Linked DNA regions of Homo sapiens: region 2 is linked to region 1. A link is an interaction called in ENCODE POLR2A ChIA-PET data of the cell type or tissue named here. Cell type or tissue: A673. All regions are shown on one strand. Each heading gives the region's core, and the rest is flanking DNA. Links, peaks and the distances in the headings are about the cores only.

The links. ChIA-PET counts read pairs that join two places held together with the same protein. Peaks named below come from ENCODE experiments on the same cell type or tissue, not always from the same donor. Only the 100,000 strongest peaks of a DNase experiment are listed, where the experiment ranks them.
Region 2: POLR2A ChIA-PET joins it to region 1 with 13 read pairs; 2 of 35 experiments call an interaction of 5 or more read pairs at or near these places.

Annotation. Positions count from the first base shown.
Region 1 is chr3:150,749,791-150,759,707 of GRCh38, forward strand. The region is part of intron 1 of SIAH2 (siah E3 ubiquitin protein ligase 2); the gene reads right to left. Among named protein-coding and RNA genes, the nearest start is that of SIAH2-AS1, 7.2 kb to the right of the region's middle. RefSeq lists an enhancer at 9,640-9,699. In A673, for the core only: no CTCF peak of the experiment used is centred there; no DNase peak of the experiment used is centred there; H3K27ac peaks cover 77 bases.
Region 2 is chr3:150,963,580-150,972,372 of GRCh38, forward strand. The region is part of intron 1 of CLRN1 (clarin 1); the gene reads right to left. Among named protein-coding and RNA genes, the nearest start is that of CLRN1-AS1, 4.7 kb to the right of the region's middle. In A673, for the core only: no CTCF peak of the experiment used is centred there; no DNase peak of the experiment used is centred there.

The sequences.
Region 1 (9,917 bases), core at 3,815-6,314:
CTATAGAAGACAATGCATTCTCCATTGTCCTCTGATCCTTCTAAAGGTTTGCGGGTGCCTGACAAGTCTGTGGCCTTGGCATGTAGTTTCATTATTCACCACTCTCAGTGGTCCAAGGTAAACTCCACTTTGTTCTAGACCCATTTGAAAGATGAGCTCCAGGAATAAAATTTACTTAAGCCCCCTTTTTCTTTTGGGAGGTGAACCTGGAAGTGGGAAGAAGAGATATAGGAGCTCAACTGGAAGGATGAATTTCTGACAGTATAATTTATTATGTATGATTAGCAGATAATTAGGACTTGTGCAAATGGGAGTTGGCAGCTAAGCCTAGTATAGATCCACATCATGGTAAAAGTTACATTTTAACCATCAGTCAAACTTTTAAAAGGACTTCTAGCAATTCAAGCTAGCTGTTTTGTGATTTAAAATGTTTACCTGCCCCACAAAGACCACTGAATGATCACAGGTTATTTTCTAGTTAATTTACAGGTTTGTTAATTTTGCTTATTGGTTCACTGATTCATTGCCTGCTTCTTGCCCACCTAATATTTGTTGATGAATGAATAAATGTTAGATGTATCTGCCGAAGATGGAATGTTTTCCACCATGTTAATTTTACTTTAATTAGAAGTTTTACTGTGGGACTTAGAATTTAAAAAAAAATCAATAGATTTTGAGATCATGTAAGAAGAAATGTTTGTTTTAGATTTCAGGCACTATGGTTTTGTCATTTTTGATGAAAGTGTTTCACATATTTTATTTACATAACTATTTGGAGTGAGAAGATTTAAAAATTTTTTTTTTTATTGAAATGACGGGGTCTCACTTTGTTAGCCAGGGTAGTCATGAATTCCCGGCGTCAAGCAATCCTCTCACCTCAGTCTCCTAAAATGCTGGGATTAAAGATGTGAGCCACCATGCCTGGCAGTGAGAAGGTTTATAGCCTTTCTGAGATCTTACCTAGACTGGAAAACATGAGCACAGTTGTCCTTTTGATGGCTGTATGTTCCTCTTGCTTAAAATATGTTTACAACAATGGTAGAGTAGCTGTGATTGGAACTCAAGTAGCCAGTGTCCTGTGTGACCTGGAGCCTACCAAATCACCTATGAGTGGGTCTATAAAACTGTCTATGACTTCCTCCTTGACTATTATTAACAGTGGAAGAGTTGTAGACTCTTCAAGTTAATCATGTTAAGGCTTGGGAAACAGGAGAAAGTGAAATCTGTTCTTGTGACTTATTTATAATATTCAACCTGCATCTGTCTAGCATCCTTCCTCTAAGAACCTTAGCGTATTTTCCCTTAACTTGAATGGTAAATTCCTGAACTCTGCTGTGAGGCAGTGTGAAGAGATAATCAGGCCTGACACGGTGGCTCATGCCTGTAATCCTAGCACTTTGGCAGGCTGAGGCAGGCGGATTCCCTGAGCTCAGGAGTTCGAGACCAGCCTGGGCAACATGGTGAAACCCCATCTCTACTACAATACAAAAGAAATTAGCCGGGCGTGGCAGCATGTGCCTGTAGTCAGGAGGCTGAGGCAGGAGAATTGCTTGAACCCGGGAGGTGGAGGTTACAGTGAGCCGAGATTACGCCACTGAACTCCAGCCTGGGTGACAGAGAGAGACTCTGTCTCTTAAGAAAAAAAAAAGAGAGAGATATCATCAACCAATAGTGCAGTAACAGTTTTACAGACAGTGATAGGAGAAGACACTATTACTCAGCACTAGAACTGTCAAGTCAAACAGTGTCACCAAACAGTGGTGAGAGTAAGGAAACACTTACTGTTCACTTTACTAAATTTCTTCTGGGGAAGACAATTCTAATTAAAATCTTGGGCCCAAAAATCTGTCCTTTTTGCCTAAGAGAAAGTCAACAAACCACCTTTTAGCTTTCTTACTAAGAGGTGTCTTGGGAAGACTTTGGCATAAATTTCTTTTCTTTCTTTTTAAAAAGAGACAGGGTCCTGCTGTGTTGCCCAGGCTGATCTCAAACTCCTAGCCTCACGTGATCCTCCCATGTCAGCCTCTCGAAGTGTTGGGATTATAGGCATGAGCCACCACAACTGGCCTGGCATAATTATTACTGCAGAAATCTGAGAACACCCTGCTATCAAGGGAGGGTGTGTTTAGCCTTACAGAGACTCCCAGGGCTGGCAGGGGTTTATTTTTAATCTTAGAAACTTTAAACAAAGGTTGACTTTTGACCATGTATGTTTCTCATCTGTCCATAGCCAGAGTTAGCAGGTAACCACACATTGTCATGGAGAACCAGTTTTGTGAGGTCCTTTCAAAGTGCATGTTCAAGCAAACAAAACACTTAAAAGCTGAGTTAAAGGCTCTATGCCATGTGACCAGTACCACACCCACCCTTTCAGTATGCCCTCACTCTTCCATGCCAGGTTCCCACCTGCACAACCACATAACTGCCCTGACAGTTCTTCAAACAGCTCTATTCCCCTCAGCAGTCTTTATTTCTCAACGAAAGCAACTGAATTCACCAAAAGACTTAAGTGGTAGGGTTGTAAAATTATTAAATAGGCCAGGTGCAGTGGCTCACGCCTGTAATCCCAGCATTTTGGGAGGCCGAGGCAGGCGGATCACCTGAGGTCAGGAGTTCGAGAACAGTCTGGCCAACATGGCGAAGTCATGTCTTTACTGAAAATACAAAAATTATCCGGGCGTGATGGCATGAGCCTGAAATGCCAGCTAATCGGGAGGCTGAGGCATGAGAATCACTTGAACCCGGGCGGCAGAGGTTGCAGTGAGCCAAGATCGCACCACTGCACTCCAGCCTGGGCGACAGAGCGAGACTCCATCTCAGTATTAAAAAAAAAAAATTATCAAATAAAAATACAAGATGTCTCTCAGGCAATGTTTGGAATATACTTATTATTCTTCTCCGGCCCCGCAAGTTATTTGTTGTTTATCTGAAATTCAAATTTAACTGGGCACTCTGTATTTATCTGGCAACCCTAATAAGAGGACCTGCTGGTACCACTGCCATCCCTGCAAAAGCCACTCCTTGGGTCTAGAATGGGAAGAGGGATCACTGTTCCTCAGAAGGGTAGAGTGGGCACAGAAAAAGCAAGAGGTTGTAGTGAAAAAGACACTGTATATGTAATTAGTCCAGACTGGAGTTTCTGCCCCCAAACTTAAAAACTGCACGAGCATGGGTGCCTAGCTCGGGCCATCTATAAGCAAGGCAAGCAACATCCTTCACAAGCAACTTTGCTGGCCTCCCACACAGCCTCCTTATGAGCTTCCATCCCTTCTTTCTTCACAGGCAAACCGCTGCGCACCTTCAACATGCAGCTGGTGCCACCATGGCAGCAAGGTCTTCGGACTCCTTTCGGCTCCTAGTACTTCAGACGGGCTCTGCCCTATTGGCACATCTGTCTCCACCAGTAGACTTAGGAGAGTTTCAGAAAGACGAGAGGGGTGAGCAGAGGCAAGAACTGGCTAGGCAGATGGGTTGTGGGAAGGAGAGGGCCTGGAACTGCAGGAGATTCCAAGGCAAGAGTGAGTATGATGTAAAGTTGGTGGGGTCAGCAGCGGCCAACTCTGGCCTGACACTGCACCAGGGAGAAAAAGCAGGCTGTGGCATTAAGAAAACCAAAAGGTAACACCCAATGTCGGTGCTGCTGGGAAGAAATGGACATTCAACTGTAAACCATTCTAAGGGAGAAAACAATTTGGTTCTACTATCAAAAAGCTTCAATTTCTCAGGCCGGGTGTGGCGGCTCATGCCTGTAATCCTGCCACTTCAGGAAGCTGAAGCCGAATCACTTGAGCTCAGGTGTTCAAGACCAGCCTGGGCAACATGGTGAAACCCTGTTCCTACAAAAAATACAAACATTAGCCAAGCCTGATGGTGTGTGCCTGTAATCCCAGCCACTCAAGAGGCTAAGGTGGGAGGATCCCCTGAGCCCAGGAGGTTGAGGCTGCAGTGAGCTGTGATTATGCCACTGCACTCCAGCTTGGATGACAGAACTAGACCCTGTCTCGAAACAAAAAACAAAAAAAAAACACTGAGATTTCTGCATATACCCTTGGGCTCTACCATCCAACTTCAAGGAATTTAACTTTAGGAAATAACTATATTTTTGTGTACAAAGATTTGGTTATAGCAGTGCTTTAAAAAAAAAATCTCAGTAAGAAAAGAGAATTTAAATGACCACAAATAGGAGCCTGATTAAATAACTCTGGTACTGTTATAGAACTGCAATATGTGGCCATTAAATATGATCCTAAAGAATATTTATCACTGTAGAAAAGCAGTCACGATGTGTTAGATAAAGAATGTGTTAGATAAAGAAGCAGATTATGAAACAGTGTAGACAATAGGATTCCTCACCTGTATTGTTCTATTCTCAAATTGCTACAAAGAAATACTTGAGACTGAGTAAGTTATAAAGAAAAGAGGTTTAATTGGCTCACGGTTCTGCAAGCTGTACAGGAAGCATAGTGGCTTCTGCTTCTAGGGAGGCCTCAGAAAGCTTCCAATCATGGTGGAAGGCAAAGGGGGAGTGAGGCATCTCACATGGCAAGAGCAGGAGCAAGGGTGGGAGAGGTGCTTCACACTTCTTAAATAACCAGATCTCATAAGACTCACTATCATGAGAACAGCACCAAGAGGATAGTGCTAAGCCATTCATGAGAAATCCACCCCCAAGATCCAACCACCTGCCCCAGGCCCCACCTCCAACATTGGGGATTACAATTGAACATGAGACTTGATGGGGACATAGACCCAAACCATATCACCATCTCACTTGTTTTGTTTTTGTTTTTGTTTTTAAAGAAAAACTCCACCGATGTAGAAATAAGTTTGCAAGGATGTATGCAAAATGGTATAGTGGTTATCTTTAGGTGAGGGAGATTATAGGAGATTTTAATTTTATACTATTTTCTATATGTTCTACATTTAAAAATAATCATAACTTTAGAAAACATAATATGTAAAAATACACAAAATATAATACATATAATTTAAAATGCTGCTTAATCTAACCAGTTTTCCCTCTCAAAAAATTTAAAGAAATGAAAAAAAATCCTCATCACTGAAAAACCAATACAAGGGCCAACTTACACAGCTCTATGAAAATGCTATATGATTAAGAGTAGGGAAGGGAAGCTCATTGGGAAAATCTATGGGAAAAAATAGGAATGATTCCTTTTTTTCAAGTTTATGCATGAACCTGACCTCAGACATCGGCCATTTAGTTTCTGTTAGCTTCTAACTGAGCACATTTATTTAGTGCCTGGGCTGTGTCAGGCACTTTGCATGAATTATTAGTGTGTTTGGTCCTCAAGGCAACCTTGAGGCTTGGAGAGGTCACCAGCCAGTCACAGTGGGGCTGGAGTTGGGATTTGGACCAGGCCAGATGAGGGGCTGCCCTCAAAACTGCCAGAGTTAGAGGGATCCTGGGGGTAAAAGGGACCCAAAGATACTATCTTTGCTGATTCAAAATTTTAAAGCAGTGCATAGGCCGGCGCATTAGCAAAAGAATATTTTTCTTTTTCTTTTCTTCCCTTTTTTTTTTTTTTTTTTTTTTTTTTGAGACAGGGTCTCACTCTGTCACCCAGGCTGGAGGGTATTGGCAAGATCTCAGCTCACTGCAGCCTGGACCTCCTGGGCTCAAGCGATCCTCCCACCTCAGCCCTCTGAGTAGCTGGGAGTATAGACACGAGCCACCATGCCCAGCTAATTTTTGTATTTATTTATTTATTTTTTTTATTTTTTGAGACGGAGTTTCACTCTTGTTGCCCAGGCTGGAGTGCAATGGTGCGATCTCAGCTCACCACAACCTCCGCCTCCTGGGTTCAAGTGATTCTCCTGCCTCTCAGCCTCCCAAGTAGCTGGGATTACAGGCATGCGCCACCACGCCTGGCTAATTTTTTATTTTTAGTAGAGACAGGGTTACTCCATGTTGGTCAGGCTGGTCTCGAACTCCCAATCTCAGGTGATCTGCCCGCCTCGGCCTCCCAAGTGTTGGGATTACAGGTGTGAGCCACTGTGCCTGGCACAAATTTTGTATTTTTAGTAGAGACGGGGTTTCACCATGGTGGTCAGGCTGGTCTTGAACTCCTGACCTCATGATCTGCCCTCCTCAGCCTCCCAAAATGCTGGGATTACAGGCATGAGCCACCACACCTGACCAGGAATATTTTTCATCCATCTGTATATCACCTGTGGGCAAAAACTGAGAACAGGAAAACCCTTTTATTCCATAGATGCTACACAGTCTAAAAATCATTACATAAAATCTTTACCAAACTGGAAATGAGGAAAACAACAGTTTTGCAATCTAGGGCAAAGCTGATGAAATTCTGTAGAGCATTTCAGTATCCTTCATCAGCCTTAAAAGGATACCCCGAATCTTAAAATAAAGATACATTTGATCAGGAAGACTTTCTTATTTTCCTTTTCAGGATGTCCAGCGTGGAACCACATTCAAATACCCTGTGTATGATCATGTCCTGAAAAACTCGCCAGCAATACACAGTGGCTCCAAATGCTGGCACTGGTACACAGTTTAGCAAATGTGTATCTGCTACGTGCCCCTTTCAAGGAGTGAGGACCTTATGGGTTTGAATAAGAACGGCCATGTCTCACAAATTTTGTCAGAAGCAAAATCTGATGCTTAAGACATTTTACAGTGAAGCCTCACTATATTCATGTATACAGTACTTTTTAATGGGGCTTCAAAAAACAGCTCTACCACAGAACGGGAGAGTCTATCCCAATCTTGGGCTGGTATTTTATAGGCCAGACCTGCTGTAACTTTTGGTAAGCCTCTGTTCTGGTTATACTAAGGCTCAACTTTCACTGATAACTATTTACTCTAGTTCCAGGTCATGGTGACCTGTGAAAAATCTTTGGCCAGTTATGTGTGGAATTACCATTAAGCTTAAGTACTGCCATATAGTATTCTAATGCTTCTGCTTTATACAAAAAGTAAACTACAACGAAAGGTGTATTATCAATTTTGTTCTTTAAAATCTTGAGCCCCGGAGTTAATGTATGTGGACTCTGGTCCTTGCCAGTTCACTCTGTGCTTTTATGGGCCAACCTTGCCCATGTCAGGCAGTAGTGAGGACTTCAGGGACAACTTCCAAAGTAAATAGTTTTGTGTTAGGAGAATTCTGGGGGTTAGGAAGAAATTTTTGAAAGTATTTTTGGCTAATCGGCTTGTGCTTCCTGCTTCCAGGTGATCCCCCATTGCAACCTTCCAACCACCCCAATACCCCCCATATTCCATTCCATATGGTGAAGCAAAAGCCCTCAACAGCACTTCTAATCTGATTTCCAAGCACCCACTAACTAGGCGTCATCTCCGTTCTTTCTAATGGATGAACAAACAGGGTCAGGGAAGTATGTGACTGGACCAAAGTCACACAAAGCCAGGACGAGAACCCAGGTCTTCTGTTTCCTGGCTCACGTTCTTTTCACTGGGACCGCTTACTATATTTTAAAATTTTAGGGTAAGAAAGAACCTTGGGATAATCATTTAGTCCAATCCCTTCTCTTAAAGACCCTCAGGTGCAAAAAAGAAACTGACCTGTATAGAGTCAAACATCTAGTCACAAGGCCATCATCTGAGGGTTCCTGATGGCCAGAAAATAATATTCTCTTGGCAAAATGAAGATGAAAAGAAAACAAGCTACAAAATCACCAACAGTTAGGGCCTAACAGAGTTCCAAAGTTCATGTATGGCAAGAGTTAAATGAGAACTTCCAGGCTCAAGGAATGCTTCTACAAGAGAATCAGATCAGAGGCTGCATGCTGGCAGCTGGAATTTGGCCTGGAGACGTGGTGGTTCGCTTTGTCTGCAAGTGGTGGTTATACATGTGAAGTCAGCCAATGCTAGAAAAAAAATCGAGATATTTAACATAAAAAAAAAATCCAGGCTGGGCACGGTGGCTCACACTTGTAATCCCAGCACTTTGGGGGGCCGAGATAGGAGGATTGCTTGAGCTCAGGAGTATCAAGACCAGCCTGGGCAACATAGTGAGATGACATCTCTTAAAGGAAAAAAAAAAGATCCAGATTTCTGGCTTTTCTTGAAAAAAATCTAAAGGTCTGATATGCCTGTACCCACATCCCCAACCCCACCAATCAGCCAGAGGTGAGTAAAGGCTGCCTCTTGGGAGGTGGCACCTGTTCTCTGGCTCTCCACCATCTCCACTGCTCCTCCAGGTCTCCCTGACCCTGAGGCCATGAGTGCATCAAATACTTCTCTCCTCTCCTCTCCTCTCATTACATGGCCCTCCTCCCATTTAGAAAGTTTGTCTCCACTGAACTAGATGAGGCCAAGGGATTTTAAACTTTCAACTGTTTTGTCTAACCTTACTTGGTTTTATGTTATTTTTTATTTTTTTAAGGAACACAGACATTGTCACAATTCAACCACAGAGAAGACTTGTCCAGCTGAGGCTTTCAAATTCAATAATTATTTGGAGATATGCTACTAGAAACTTTCAGAGAGGACAAAGAAAAGGTATCATTACAGTGTAAGAAGGCTGGAGTGGATTAGCATTGCTCACAGTTGTAGAGAGAAATACTTGGCTGATATCAAAATACATCGTTGGATGGTAAAGTAGACTATGTTGTTGATATGAATGTGTCAACCTTCACTTCTCCCCCTAAACCCACACACTGAAGGGGTGAGTTTAAGTCTGGGCACAGGATGTCAAAAGTTCTCAGGCATGGAACAAGCCACAGAATGGATTAAAAAATACCCCAAGCGGAAGAAAGCCATACACTATTAGACATTCCATTTTTTTTTTTTTTTTTTTGACACAGAGTCTTGCTCTGTCACCCAGGCTGGAGTGCAGTGGCACAATCTCAGCTCACTGCAACCTCCACCTCCTGGGTTCAAGCGATTCTCCTGCCGCAGCCTCCTGAGTAGCTGGGATTACAGGTGCCTGCCACCACACCTGGCTATTTTTTTTTTTTTTTTTTTTAATGAGACTGAGTTTCACTCTTGTTGCCCAGGCTGGAATGCAATGACGTGATCTTGGCTCACTGCAACCTCTGCCTCCCGGGTTCAAGCAATTCTCCTGCCTCAGTCTCCTGAGTAGCTGATATTACAGGCATGTGCCACCATGCCCAGCTAACTTTTTTGTATTTTTAGTAGAAACGGGGTTTCTCCATGTTGGTCAGGCTGGTCTCAAACTCCTGACCTCAGGTGATCCACCCACCTCAGCCTCCCAAAGTGCTGGGATTACAGACGTGAGCCACTGCGCCTGGCCCTAATTTTTGTATTTTTAGTAGAGACAGGGTTTCACTATGTTGTCCAGGCTGGTCTCGAACTCCTGACCTCAGGTGATCTGCTCACCTCTGCCTCCCAAAGTGCTGGGATTACAGGCATGAGTCACCACACCCAAAGATCTGAGCTAATAATGCATCCGGTTCCCCATATCAAAGGTGCTGGCAACACTCTAGCCTTTAATTAATTACCCTAAACCTAAGTGGGATAGTTATTTGGCAATACATCCATTTTTTTGCCAACTGAAGCAGTCCAGAGCTGTGATGATACCCCACAAAATACTAGGTTTGTAGGTTTCCCCCACCCTCCCATCTTCCTACCCTACATGCCCTACAAAATTCCTGCCAATGAATTTCATAGTGAGTATGTATGTTGTCATTTTGGGATGGTCCCATAAGAGGCCCATCTGGTGAACTCATCCAACCAGACGGTTTTGTTACTGGTGTCAACCTTGAGTTATGATTCAGAATCTTGAGTATACACTCAGATTCGAAATCCCTACGTAGTAAGGTGTAGGACAAAACATCTGTGCCTTTGAGATGCAGGTGCTTGGACTGGTCCTCTTACTAGCTGTGTGATTTGACAAGTCACTTCACATTTAACCACTCTGTAGGCATGAGTTTCCTCATCTGAAAAAAAAAAAAGG
Region 2 (8,793 bases), core at 6,294-8,793, 220 kb after region 1:
GAACCAAAAAAGAGCCTGAATAGTCAAGACAATCCTAAGCAAAAAGAACAAAACTGGAGGTATTACGCTACCTGACTTCAAATTATACTACAAGTCTACAGTAACCAAAACAGCATGGTACTTGTATCAAAACAGATACAGAGACCAATGAAACAGAACAGAGGCCTCAGAAATAATGCCACACATCTACAACCATCTGCTCTTTGACAAACCTGACAAAAACAAGCAACGGGGAAAGGATTCCCTATTTAATAAATGGTGTTGGGAAAACTGGCTAGCCATATGCAGAAAACTAAACTGGACCCCTTCCTTATACCTTATACAAAAATTAACTCAAGATGGATTAAAGATTTAAACATAAGACCTAAAACCATAAAAATCCTAGAAGAAAACCTAGGCATTACCATTCAGGACATAGGCGTGGGCAAAGACTTCATGACTAAACACCAAAAGCAATGGCAACAAAAGCCAAAATTGACAAATGGGATCTAATTAAACTAAAAAAACTTCTGCGCAGCAAAAGAAACTATTATCAGAGTGAACGGGCAACCTGCAGAATGGAAGAAAATTTTTGCAATCTACCCATCTGACAAAGGACTAATATCCAGAATCTACAAGGAAGTTAAACAAATTTACAAGAAAAAACCCCGTTAAAAAGTGGGCAAAGGATATGAACGGACACTTCTCAAAAGAAGACATTTATACGGCCAACAAACATGAAAAAAAGCTCATCATCACTTGTCATTAAAGAAATGCTAATCAAAACCACACTGAGATACCATCTCACTCCAATTAGAATGGCAATCATTAAAAAGTCAGGAAGCAACAGATGTTGGAGAGGATGTGGAGAAATAGGAACGCTTTTACACTGTTGGTGGGAGTGTAAACTAGTTCAGCTATTGTGGAAGACAGTGTGGCAATTCCTGAAGGACCTAGAACCAGAAATGCCATTTGACCCAGCAATCCCATTACTGGGTCTATACCCAAAGGATTATAAATCATTCTACTATAAAGACATATGCCCACATATGTTTATTGCAGCACTGTTCACAATAGCAAGGACTTGGAACTAAGCCAAATGCCCATCAATGATAGACTAGATTAAGAAAATGTGGCACATGTATACCATAGAATGGTATGCAGCCATAAAATGAGTTCATGCCTTTTGCAGGAACATGAATGAAGCTGGAAACCATCATTCTCAGCAAACTGACGCAGGAACAGAAAACCAAACACCGCATGTTCTCACTCATAAGTGGGAGTTGAACAATGAGAACACATGGACACAGGGAGGGGAATATCACACACCGGGGCTTGTCGGTGGGTGGGGGACTAGGGGAGGGATAGCATTAGGAAAAATACCTAATGTAGATGACAGGTTGATGGGTGCAACAAACCATCATGGCACGTGTATACCTATGTAACAAACCTGCATGTTCTGCACATGTATTTCAGAATTTAAAGTATAATAAAAAAAACTTTAAAAAAGATAGTGAAATTGAAGGATAATCTTACATATTTTCTTCATCTCTTTGTATCCCTTTTTCATATTCTAAGGGGGCAAAATGTAGCAGAGGAAGAGCATGATTTACCATATGCATATGAATTTGAATCCCAAGTCTGCTACCTATTAGCTATGTGACTTTGGAAAATTGTGGTGACCTCTCTGTTTCCAGTTTCCATATTTCTTCAAGAGAAACAGCATCATAATATGTCCCATGTAAGGGTTGTAGATAATACATACAAAATGCCTGGCACCTATGAGGCACCCAATAAGTGGGCAGCTGAAATAATATTCATTATTGAATATTGCTTTTATCAATATCATTCTATCATTATATCAATATCATAATATTAATTATAGTAATTCAATATTAATGAGTATATACTGATATACTTTTATGATTCTCAAAGTCTAATCTTTTGCCAGTGGCAGAGACCCACCCAATATTTTTTTCTTCTGAGAAGTCTGAAAGTCCTTGGGGAAGATGAGTCACCTTCAGAAATTAGAAAAGAAAGCAGAGCAGCAAATTGTGAGAACAGTTGAGGAGTCATCCTTCAATAGGTAAAGTTCATATACACCAGGGTTAAGTTCCAGGAGTGCCACTTAGAACCTGCCCCTGTCAGACTCCTCTTCCTCTCCCAGGTATGCTCGGGTCAATGATTTTACTACTATTAGGGTGTGGGATGATTTAAAGGGAAGGAAGGTATATGGGTGTGCGTGTGCACATGTGCTTACAAGTAAAATTATAATTCTTGAACAATGTTGATTCTGTACTTTTTTATGTGAATATGGGAAGATAGTTACTAGGGGAAGGGAGAAATAAAACTTCTTTTTCTGGATTAGGTAGGCAGAACCAGAAGTTCCTTTGCTTAAAGTCATTTTCTCCATATTCCTCACCAATTGGAGGATAAGTTCTGCCAAGTTCCTCTTCTGGGTAAAGAATGCCCTTGGAGAGGTCAGGCGTAGTGGCTTATGCCCATAATTCCAGCACTTTGGGAGGCCAATGCAGGAGGATTGCTTGAGCCCAGCAGTTTGAGACCTGCCTGGGCAACCCCATCTCTACAAAAAAATTTTTTAAAAGTTAGCCAGGTGTAGTGGCACATGCCTGTGGTCCCTTCTACTCAGGAGGCTGAGGTGGGAGGATTCCTTGGGCAGGAGAGGTCAAGGCTGCAGTGAGCTGTGATCACACCACTGCACTCCAGGCTGGACGACAGAGTGAGACCCAGTCTCAAAACAAAACAAAACAAATACTCTTGGAGTGTTAAACATATTGGTCATTCCTAACTTCTTGCCATTATCAGTTTAAGAAGTTAGATTTAGGAAAGTGGAGTTTTTCAGCAAGGCTTGGAAGAGGAGTTTCTTGGAAAAACAGAGAAAGCAAAAATTGGAGGAAGCAGGATGTCAGCTTCTTCTTGCTTTTGACCTTCTTCCATTTGTGCTTTCTCAATAATACGATCTCATTTATTTCGGTATTTGTGGCTGCCCCTACTTTCTGGAACCCACTAATCCATCTTGCCAGAATTCCAAAGCATCCCATTCTTCAATTTCCCTTTCTTTAACATGCAATTTCCCACACAAAAAGTAAAAGATTGTAATGGGAGAGAAAAGAAACATCCACTTTGGTCATGAAATCCATCTGGATCCTGATAAATGGTAGATATTTCAGAAAACTTTAAAAATCATGAGTTTTGAGGATCAGAGCAAAGGCACACGTAACTCAGCATGTCTAATGATGGTGGCCAAAAATCTGTCAGTGGAGTCATCATGTGACTAAGATTAGAAGGGTTATGCAACTGTAAAGCTGGAAGGAACTTGTCTAGAACAGCGAGCCCCTCGTTGTATAGATCACAGAGCATTTAAACGGTGAGAGATGTCAGAAATCACCTAGTATCGTCTCCCATATACAGATGCAAGAACTGAAAATCAATGAAGTGATGGAATTTTCTCAAAGCGTAATCTCTTGTGAGTGGCAGAGACCCACCTCAAATCCAGGTTGCTTAATTTCAATAGTGTCAGTTTACCAAACGTTTATTAAGTACCTCTTTGGGCCATGCACTGTCTGAGGCCCTGGTTTGAAGGAGCACTGGGATGAATAATACACAGCTCCTGCCTTCTTGGGGATTAAGATCTCCTTGCAGGGAAATACACATTCTCAAATATTTATAATATAGTTGTTTTGAAATAATAGAGCAAACATCAAGGTCTGGGAAGGACAGAGGAGGAAGCAATTATTTGGCTGAGAGAAGTTGAAGGTTTTTCTTTCACAATAGTGCTTCTCATACATTATTATCTTCTATTCCATTAATTGCTTTTTTTTTAATGGGAGGTAAACAAAACCTCTATTTGCTGGACTGTTTTAATAGGTGAGTGAGACTAGACAACAGGACCCCTAAGCTAAAAGGCAGAAGAGCCCATGCTTGCTGGTGAAATGGTGCATATAGCTTCTTCCTCTCCTCCCCTAACCAGGTAGTCTTTGCAGATGAACTTCATAGGCTTCCCCTTTACACACCCCCATACCTGCTTCCACACAGACCATAGGGGGAAACACAGGATATCAGACAGAGCTACATCAAAGACCTTTGTAGCTCTGCCATCGGCAGGGTGATAGGAGAGACGCAAGGTGTGCAGGGTCATGACCAGTGAGTCACTTGGGGCAGGTCAGGTCAGCAAGAGACAAGAGTCACACTTGGAGGAGACCATGGAGATAGAGAGTGCCAACTCTCAGTGACAGGCACTGAGACCCTGAGGCCCAACCATTTCATCCCAACATGTGTTTGAGAAGCCACCTGCTTGCTCACAGAAGTAGTTTCAACATTTTCTCTCCAATTTGGGTCAAATGCCTCATTTAGTAAAGAAACTCTGCTTTTCTAAAATATGAAGTGAACTAATTTCTGTTCAGCTTTTTATAAATTTTCAATCATGAGGTCCAAATTAAAATGCTTTTCAAAGTATGACTAAAGTTGCAAGCTGTGATACATGATTGGTTAAATTTTATTTTTCACATTTTAAGAAAATAATTCCATATGTTTTTGCCAGCTCATTGAACTATCTTGGCAATGAATAGATCAGTATATCTAGGAATGATTGATACCATATGATTCTTGGGTATCATATTTTGATGATATTCTGCAATGTTTCAAATTACCGAAACAGAAACCCACCCACACACACTGAGGCTCAAAATTTGCAGTTTTTGTCTTGATGGCTACATTTAGAGTTTAAACATCATCATTAAAATTTTACAGGTGACATATCAAGAAAAATTAAGCCCACTAGTTGTGTCTCTTTGAAGGGAAAACATTCCTTCATTATAATGAATGAAATTGTATGCTAGGTATGAATGCTGGTGACCTCTAGAAAATGAACCACTGACCCATAAGTGGATGAGAATCAGCCAGAGTAAATGAGGCAGAAGTTTTCCCAGCGTAACTGGGCATGCTGGCAGGGCAGATTCTTGTTATAATTAAAAGAGATAGAGTGGTCAATAGGGAACATTTAATAGGAACAAACATGACTACATTGCCAAACTATTTTTCTGGTCCATTTTTCATTCTCATGTTATGCCATATATCTGGGTTTTAAAAGTGACACAAGCATTGCACATGAAACTAACACACATACAAGTGTACAGCAGAACCCAGGAAAAATTCAATTAAAATATGAACACCATCAATCACCAACTTGTTCAGAGCAAATCCCCATCTAAATCTGTACTGACCAATACAGTAGCCATAAAAATGAGCATGTGACCCTATGCAAATCAGACATCCCCTCCTCCAGACACTGCATATATTCCTGGCTGGTGTCTACCATACTTAGGGACCTCCTCTTTTGGCTTTGGAGCGCCCCACCCCCGCGTCTCTGTACAGGGGAGCCATTTTCTTCTGCCTTCTCTTTTCTTTCTTGCCTATTAAACTCTCTGCTCCATAAAACCACACACAAAAAAATGAGCATGTGAAATGTGGCTAGACTGAATTAGATGTAATGTAAATGTAAAATACACTCTAGATTTCCAAGACAGCGTCAAGAAAAAAAAAAACAATGTAAAACATCTCAATAAATTTTTAATTATATGTTAAAATGATAATATTTTGGATATCTTGGGTTTAAAAAAATCATTAAAATTAATTTCATCTATTCCTTTTTACTTTTGTTTTCTAATATGGCTACTAGGACATTTAAAAGTACATATGTGGCTTGTGGCTTGTAATATATATATATATATATATATTTTTTTTTTTTTTTTTTTTTTTTTTTTTTTGAGACAGAGTCTTGCTCTGTCACCAAGGCTGGAGTGCAGTGGCGAGATCTCGGCTCACTGCAAGCTCCACCTCCCGGGTTCGTGCCATTCTCCTGCCTCAGCCTCCCAAGTAGCTGGGACTACAGGCGCCCCCGCCACGCCCGGCTAATTTTTTGTATTTTTAGTAGAGACGGGATTTCACCAGGTTAGCCAGGATGGTCTCGATCTCCTGACCCTGTGTCCTCCCAAAGTGTTGGCCTCCCAAAAGTTGGGATTACAGGCGTGAGCCACTGCACCCGGCCTGCTTATAGTATATTTTTATTGGCCAGTGCTGATATAAATGAAACATTTAGGTATGCAAAATAGTGTTTATCCACCTAACAGAACTGAAATATAAATTCCTATTAATTGATAATAACATGACAACACAAAGAAAACTTGCCATGAGACCAGCCTGGCCCACATGGTGAAACCCTGTCTTTACTAAAAATACAAAAAAAAAATTAGCTGGGCATGGTGGTGCACGCCTGTAGTCCCAGCTACTTGGGAGGCTGAGGCAGGAGAATCGCTTGAACCCAGGAGGGGTAGTTGCAGTGAGCCGAAAAAACTGGCCACGAAGTGATTGTTACCTTGATAAGTTACCTTTTCCATTCCTCTTACACTGGTAAGATTCTGTGAATTCAAATGTTTGCTTAATAACTTTCTAAAGGCACAATAAGAAAGAAGACATTCTGGGAAATGAATTGTGCACTAATTGTAAGTTGAGCTCTGGAAGAAACAGAAAAGAGTCATCCACCTGAGCTCTCTGGAGGTCCCTGCTTTTTGCTCCAAGGAAGCCACTACTGAGAAAGTAAGGTTAGATCTTTTATTCATTTATATGAACAGGGCTTATACATTTCTATCAGGAAGAATATCAGAGGATTCTCATCCAAGCAAACGTTGATGAAACATCATTGACAGGGTAATGACATTCTGAATGGAAAAAACGTGAACCACAAAGCTGCGTTGCAATGGGAGTGTAAACTTTGAGGGTGCAATGTGTCCCAAAGGCATGTTGATTAGAAAGTTTTAACACTGAGAGGGGTGTTTATTTAAATGAATATTATCCTCTTTGGGGAGTCCATTGGATCTATTTATTTTGGTTTTCCCAACTCTGTCTCATGCTGCATTGAAAAAGATACTTTTATGCTTAGGAAAAAAAAAAAAGCTCTACTGTAAGTATTCTTAGCTGGGCCTCACCAAAATGAATGAGATTTTTAACATGTATAGTATATACAGTACACTTAATATGTATAGTCTATTGTATATTGATGGAGCTGTCACTGCAGAATGAACAAGTAAATGGAAGATTTTCTTCACTAGGCTAGGGGGAGAATGTCAGGGGTATCTGGGAGCTAATGAAATTCTGTGAGATAAGTGAGGGTACTGTTTAAACCCCACCAGTTCTGCAAGTCCTCACAGAAAGCAAAAGGAGGGGCACCCAATTAGAACAACTTCATCCTTAGACAGGACAAGCATAGGACACAACCACAAAAATCATTCGCTAAACCCCAGAAGAATGTGGCTGTGTAAGGATTAAATGAGACAAAGCATATAAAGTGCTTAGTATGTAGTAAGTGTTCAGAAAACATCTTATTATTGTTTTGAAACATGTCCTATGGCATGAGTAAAGTTTATCTCCATTTCACTGTAGAAAATGTAAAGGCTCCAGAAAATTCACCAGTACCTTCTCCGCTTTTGTCTAAATTCATCTGTGAGAAGCTTTACTCACGCTTTGGCTGCCGGTGACTCACGGTTAAATCATCTCTCTCAACTTTTTTCCTTTTCGGTTTTTTAATACAGTTGCATATCACATGACATTCTGCTTTGTTTTCTTCCTTCCCCTTCCCCAGGAAAACTAAGCAACTCTAACAGCCCCATTACCTTAATGAATAAAAGCCATTCAGTGAAAAGAACTGGTATCCACTTCATCAATTAAAAAGCTAACAACCAATTCTTGGAAATTTTCTGGAGCCCTATGAAAATTCATATCACTTAGTAACCTATGTGAGCTGAAGGTTGGTGTCCAATGACTGCTAAGAAGATATAAGGAATGTTGCAGAAATATAAATAGACCAGCACTGAAATTTAATTAGGCACTGCATATGTTAATAATAAATTCAATTAATTTAGCCTTCTACCTATACTAGAAAGAAAAAAAAAACCTGGGCAAAATAATAATTCATTTTAAATGCTTCAGTTGGTAACCTCCTTTCCTGAAGAGTGATTTATGCAGTAATTTACTGACTGTGTCTTCATAAGGTTGTTCCAAACCAGCCCTTCTGAAATAATAATAACTTCTGAATGTGTGTTGTAAGAGATATAACAAATGACTTCCTATTAATTTTCATTTAATGAGTTGCCTATTCACATGGTAATTTTTAAAAATTCTCTTCTTAAGATAAACAGGTTATAAATACTGTGGATTACACTTCCATTTCACAAAAATCACAACAAGAAAATCTCTCTCATATTCTCTACATGATTTGCAGGTCAATCAGTTTAAAATGTTCTATACTAAATAGGCATCCATTTCTTTCCCAGTTAGCACAGCAGATCATTTTAAATTTCTATAGCCAAATGATTCCAAATTAGTTAAAAATGAAAACTGAATATTTAGCAGCAGGAAAGGTCTTAGCAGGAATAATGGGAGGGAGTGGGGAGCAGGAAACAAAATCATGAGAAAGGTGGCAACCTGGTTAAATACGGAGCCCATGACCTTGGTTCTTTTTATAAAGAACAAAAAGCATAAAGATCATTCTTTACAGCTTTCCTATTTCCCCAAGTTTACTTTTTTAAAAAGACTCCATAATTTTTTACATAAATATTAATACTTAAGCATCTTAATTGCCAATATTTCCAAAAACCTTAATTATGTAACAATGAATTAACTCTATATTATAATAAAAAGCAAGTATAAAATAATAAAAACTAGGAAGAAGAAATTGCTCAGAGTCATAGGTTTTTCATATGGTTCACACCGATTTAAAAAGTCCTGCAGTAAACACGG